2 separate regions of the Homo sapiens genome follow, and region 2 is linked to region 1. Evidence: chromatin loops called from intact Hi-C (ENCODE). Cell type or tissue: heart right ventricle. All regions are shown on one strand. Each heading gives the region's core, and the rest is flanking DNA. Links, peaks and the distances in the headings are about the cores only. Region 1 holds the start of LOC105370922 (a long non-coding RNA gene). Region 2 overlaps LINC01418 (long intergenic non-protein coding RNA 1418).

Region 1 (2,920 bases), core at 282-2,781:
CTCTGTGCCGACTAGCTTCTTCAGGGTCTCTTCTCTTTTCCCTGGTTAAGAACAAGCTCACGTTTTTCAGCCATTACCTCCTCCACCAAAGACCTGATGGGACTGACAAAAAGCAACAACCGATAAACAAGAGCAAGCTTTAGCATCTTAAAAATACGCTCGCCAGAGTTTATTTTACATTTTCAATTGAAGGGTGGCAAGATAAAAGTGAGAGACTCTTGTACGCGTATGCCTCAAGCTCAGAAGATCAAACAATTCAAATATAAATTCCAGAAAGATCTTTTAGAACAGGGAGAAACCTAGTCAAAAATGAAAGGAAATTTCCCCCAGCTACAGGGAAACACTGATTTTCAAATTAAAAGGCCCCATAAAGTGCTGGGGCAGGATGACTGAGAAATGACCCCACTCAGACGCATCATTGCAACATTTCAGAACACCAAAAATGAAGCAAACAAGTCTAAAACTTCTAGACTCTAGAGAAAGAAAAATAGGTTACTTAAAAAGAAAGAAGAGGTCGGGCGCAGTGGCTCACTTCCGTAATCTCAGCACTTTGGGAGGCTGAGATGGGTAGATCACCTGAGGTCAGGAGTTCAAGACCAGCCTGGCCAAGATGGCAAAACCCTGTCTCTATGAAAAATACAAAACTTAGCCGGGCATGGTGGCAGGCGCCTGTAGTTCCAGCTAATCAGGAGACTGAGGCATGAGAATCGCTGGAACCCAGGAGGTAGAGGATTTTTTTGTTTGTTTGTTTTTGTTTTTGTTTTTGAGACGGAGTCTCGCTCTGTCACCCAGGCTGGAGTGCAATGGCACGACCTCGGCTCACTGCAACCTCTGCCTCCCGGGTTCAAGTGAATGTCCTGCCTCAGCCTCCCTAGCAGCTGGGACTACAGGCACGTGCCACCATGGCCAGCTAATTTTTGTATTTTTAGTAGAGACGGGATTTCACCATGTTGACCAGGATGGTCTCGATCTCTTGACCTCGTGATCTGACCACCTCGGCCTCCCAAAGTGCTGGGATTACAGGCATGAGCCACCGCACCTGGCCCCCAGGAGGTAGAGGGGACTCCGCCTCCAAAAAAAAAAAAAAAAAGAAAGAAAGAAGAATTAAATATAAGATTCCCATCAGTGATACTTGTTGACAATAGAACACTCCGCTCCCCTGATGGAACAGTTTCTTTAAAAGTTTAGATAACTGATTAGTCAGAAGAAATGAGATCCAGGAAACAATAGCTCCAACCCAGCCCAGCCATAAAGGGATGTCCCATTATGACACTAATGCAACAGGCCTGGAGAAAAAAACACTGCAAATTGCAACAGACTGATTGAAGTAAATTTACATTATAAATTCAATGATCTCACCTTATGTCCACAAATATCTATTACACACCTATTATCCAGCCAGCAAGGCACAGAGGATATGGTGATGAGAGAGACAGACTGTCCCTGCTCTCATGAAGCTTACAGTCTAGCCCAGAGGACACTCTCTGTGGTCGGTCCCAGCTATGACCTTCCAGATACACAGTCTGGCTGTTCTCTGGCTCCGTCCCAGGACTGCAGTTCCTTGGCATCTTGGTGAAGCCATATGTGACTCAGCTGCTCTTAGCTGCTGGCCGTTCAGTGGGAATAAGGATTCCAGGGATGGCATTCCCCTTCTGACCTATGGCCCATCCTTCTGCCTTCCAAGCCAGGATAGTGTTTCCTCTCATCCTTCACCAGCCCACTGCTTCTTAGAAGGAAAGCCACCAGTTGGTGATCAGTGCCCTCCTTCAGGCTGGTCCCACTGTACTCAACTTGGCAGAAATTCCTCCAAAGTATGGCCCGTGGATGACCTCTTCCCTGAGGCAGATGCTCCCCGATTTTATGTTCTTTTTGATTTTCAATCAAAATGCAATGAAAGCAAAGTGAAATGGAGAAAGTAATTCGATGCATATGATAAAGCTGCCATTTTACCCGGAATCAGGATGAGCTGAGAGATTAAGGAGAGCAAGAAAGAAAATTGGAAGTTAACTGCTACTTAATAGCAGAATAAGGAACTGAGAATGGCTTGCTTTACTTATTATCAGTCCTCCCTGAATTACAAAATAAACAGGATAAAACTTAGTGTTTTCTCTATGCAGAATAAAGGGTGACATTAAGAGGCTCTGGTAATTAAATTTAATTGGAACCAGATTTATAAAACAGACTGTGAGCTGTTGAGGACAAGGACTCTGTCTTATTCACCTTTGTCTTCAAGTAAATGCTAGCTATTGTCACTGCTGTTGATGTTGTTATCTAATTATTATGTGTAACAGAATATAGAAATCAGTGCCTCAGAGGATGCACAGAAAAGGATTTTACTTTCATTGATAAATATTAGATTTTTCTATGCTAAATCGTGGCTGAATAAAAAGAACATGTACCGCTTTTCTTTGTTTTTTTGTTTTGTTTTGTTTTGTTTTGAGATGGAATCTCACTCTGTTGCCCAGGCTGGAATGCAGTGGTGCGATCTCAGCTCACTGCAACCTCCGCCTCCCAGGTTCAAGTGATTCTCCTGCCTCAGCTTCCCCAGCAGCTGGGACTACAGGCGTGTGACACCATGCCCGGATAATTTTTGTGTTTTTAGTAGAGACGGGGTTTCACCATATCGGCCAGGCTGGCCTCAAATTCCTGACCTTGTGATCCACCCGCCTTGGCCTCCCAAAGTGCTGGGATTACAGGCATGAGCCACCATGCCCAGCCCATGTACCGCTTTTCAAGGGATAGCTTTATATAGCAGTGTTTTTATTTAAGCACTAGGAATAATATTTGTGTGAAGGCTCTTATAAGAATTCATCATTTAAAAAACTCTTTCTCCTCCTTGATCACCTGAACATCACACTATTGATTCATGAAAAATAAAACTTCGTCTCTCTGAGCACATTCACCTGCTCCTATTGCAGAT
Region 2 (2,920 bases), core at 273-2,772, 50 kb before region 1:
AATGGATGTCTTCCAAAGTCCTTTCAGCTGTAATATTGTAGGATGCTATAAGATTATTTTAATGATTTCATGGAAGCATGAGTTGAATTATTTCTGCCTCTGAGTTTTCATTAATAAAGATTTGCCTTCTGATTTGCACATGAGTATCTTGTAAGTTTGGTGGGTGAAAGTCCTTCCAGACAACTTGATCTACTGTACGGCACCATTCAATCATTAATTCAACAAACACTTATTGAGTGCTAGGAACCACGTCTCCAACAAGTGTCAAGAGCTCCTCGACTGAAAACCAAGCTTAGAAATGAATGCTTTCATTTGAATGTGGTCACTAGGGAGGCCCTCTCCGTTCAGCAGATGATCCCCACAATCATCTTTATTTCAGTGTTTTCTAACTATATTGGTATTCCCAGTATTGATCTATATAACCAAAATAAAATTTACTTATGTCTAAATCTTTGTTACAGCACCAAACTGGACAGACTTTTAACAAATTTAAGGAGAATATTTGGAAGAGCCAACTGTATGACAGCCAACTGTATGATAGTACATGAAGAACCTGGAATTTACTTTGAGTGCCCTAAGAGTATACTGAGAGATAGGTGGCCCTCCTCAGAGGCAGCTAAAACTAAGGTTCAACACGATGTCCCGACACCTGCCAATTAAGAAATAGATACATTAGGATACTGTGAGATAGAAAACAAATACTCATTTCAAGTATTAGTCCCAAATTCCAAGAACTGATTTACAGTCAAGCTGTTTCTTGGCGAACAGCTCTATGTAGCATGATGAAGTGAAGTGACAGCAAAAGTTTACTTATTTAAAGATGATTAACAGTTCTCCCAAGTGGCCGGGCGCAGCGGCTCAGGCCTGTAATCCCAGCACTTTGGGAGGCCGAGGTGGGCAGATCACAAGGTCAGGAGTTCAAGACCAGCCTGACCAATATGGTGAAACCCTGTCTCTACTAAAAATACAAAAATTAGCTGGGCATGGTGGCACACACCTGTAGTCCCAGCTACTAGGGAGGCTGAGGCAAGAGAATCACTTGAACCCAGGAGGTGGAGGCTGCAGTGAGCCAAGGTTGCACTACCGCAGTCCAGCCTGGACGACAGAGTGAGATTCTGTCTAAACAAAAAAACAAAAACAAAAAAAAAAACAATTCTCCCAAGTAACACTGAAGGAGTCATCTACAAAAGTTACTTATTTACCTCCATAAGTAATCTGTATTTAAGTAAATATAAAACAAACATTTATTAGTAAGGGTACTATGTGGAAAGCAGAAGATTAGCGTGCATTAAATATGATCTCAACCCTCTAGCCTGTAAGTTAGAGAGAAAAGATAGTGACGTAAATAACTATTCTAGATATCCAATTTTTAATGGCAGAGTAATGATAGTCCTGCTCCTTTGATGTCTTTGAAATCACCCAAAAACAACAAAGAAAGAGTAAATATAAATGTGCAATCCAGAATTTGGACACACACAAACACACACACACATACATTACATTTGCAGGAAACAATTCATTGTTGAGGAATAACAACCTCCATTACAAGCAGCCTTATTTCTGCCAAGCTTTGTTTGAGAGGTGAAGCCAGCTGGACTTCTGGGTCGGGTAGGGACTTGGAGAACTTTTCTGTCTTACAAGAGGATTGTAAAATGCACCAATCAGTGCTCTGTAAAAATGCACCAATCAGCGCTCTGTGGCTAGCTAGAGGTTTGTAAAATGGACCAATCAGCACTCTGTAAAATGGACCAATCAGCACTCTGTAAAATGGACCAATCAACAGGACATGGGCGGGGACTAATAAGAGAATAAAAGCTGGCCAACCCAGCCGGCAGGGCAACCTGCTGGGGTCCCTTTCCATGCTACGGAAGCTTTGTTCTTTTGCTCTTCACAATAAATCTTGTTGCTGCTCACTCTTTTGGTGTGTGCCACCTTTAAGAGCTGTAACACTCACTGCGAAGGTCCGCGGCTTCATTCTTGAAGTCAGTGAGACCATGAACCCACCAGAAGGAACCAACTCTGGACACATGTTGAATAGGTAGTAGTTTGAATCCTAAAACAATTCACCCACGTGTACAAAACCCTGAGTAATGAGAAACCAGGGACAATTCCTGCTGGCCTGAAAGACAGTCCTGGACTGGGGGCGGTGGGTCACGCCTGTAATCCCAGCACTTTGGGAGGCTGAGGTGGGCAGATCACGAGTTCAGGAGATCGAGACCATACTGGCTAACATGGTGAAACCCTGTGACTACTAAAAACACAAAAAATTAGGTGGGCGTGGTGGCAAACGCCTATAGTCCCAGCTACTCGGGAGTCTGAGGCGGGAGAATGGTGTGAACCCAGGAGGAAGAGCTTGCAGTGAGCCAAGATTGTGCCACTGCACTCCAGCCTGGGCGACAGAGCAACACTCTGTCTCAAAAAAAAAAAAAAAACACACACACACAGTCCTAATATCCCCCACTGAAACTTCCTAAAAACAGCTAGTCCAGGAGAAACTTTTCATATTTGAAACTGAGTAGGAATTTTTTGTAAGAAAAGATTACACAAAAGTGTCATAAGAAAAAAAAATGGGTAAAGAATCTGGAAGAATAAATGACAAAGAACTCTCATTAGAAAACATGAAAGCAGATGAAAATTATAATCAACATACTGCCATGAATTTTTAAAACTGGAAACAATTACAACTAACAAACAAGAGCACAAGGCAAAAACAAAGAGCTAGAAAAGCTATGACATTATAAGGAAATGATATATTAACTGGTAGAACTCAGGAAAGAAGTAAAACGGATAAATCATTATTAAAAAGGGTTATATTGCGGTGGCTCACACCTGTAATCCCAGCACTTTGGGAGGCCGAGGCAGGTGGATCATGAGGTCAGGAGATCAAGACCACCCTGGCTAACACAGTGAAGCCCCATCT

Evidence for each region. A loop is a pair of places that touch in the nucleus more often than their neighbours do. Peaks named below come from ENCODE experiments on the same cell type or tissue, not always from the same donor. Only the 100,000 strongest peaks of a DNase experiment are listed, where the experiment ranks them.
Region 2: a loop joins it to region 1, with 2.4 times the contacts of the local background. A loop is called at or near these places in 3 of 110 quality-filtered maps.

The regions. Positions count from the first base shown.
Region 1 is chr15:82,013,632-82,016,551 of GRCh38, forward strand. It overlaps LOC105370922 (a long non-coding RNA gene), which reads right to left and starts at 102. Exons shown (of 4, transcript XR_932529.2): 1 at 1-102. In heart right ventricle, for the core only: no CTCF peak of the experiment used is centred there; no DNase peak of the experiment used is centred there; H3K27me3 peaks cover 748 bases.
Region 2 is chr15:81,963,288-81,966,207 of GRCh38, forward strand. All of the region lies in intron 1 of LINC01418 (long intergenic non-protein coding RNA 1418), which reads right to left. Among named protein-coding and RNA genes, the nearest start is that of LINC01418, 2.4 kb to the right of the region's middle. In heart right ventricle, for the core only: no CTCF peak of the experiment used is centred there; no DNase peak of the experiment used is centred there.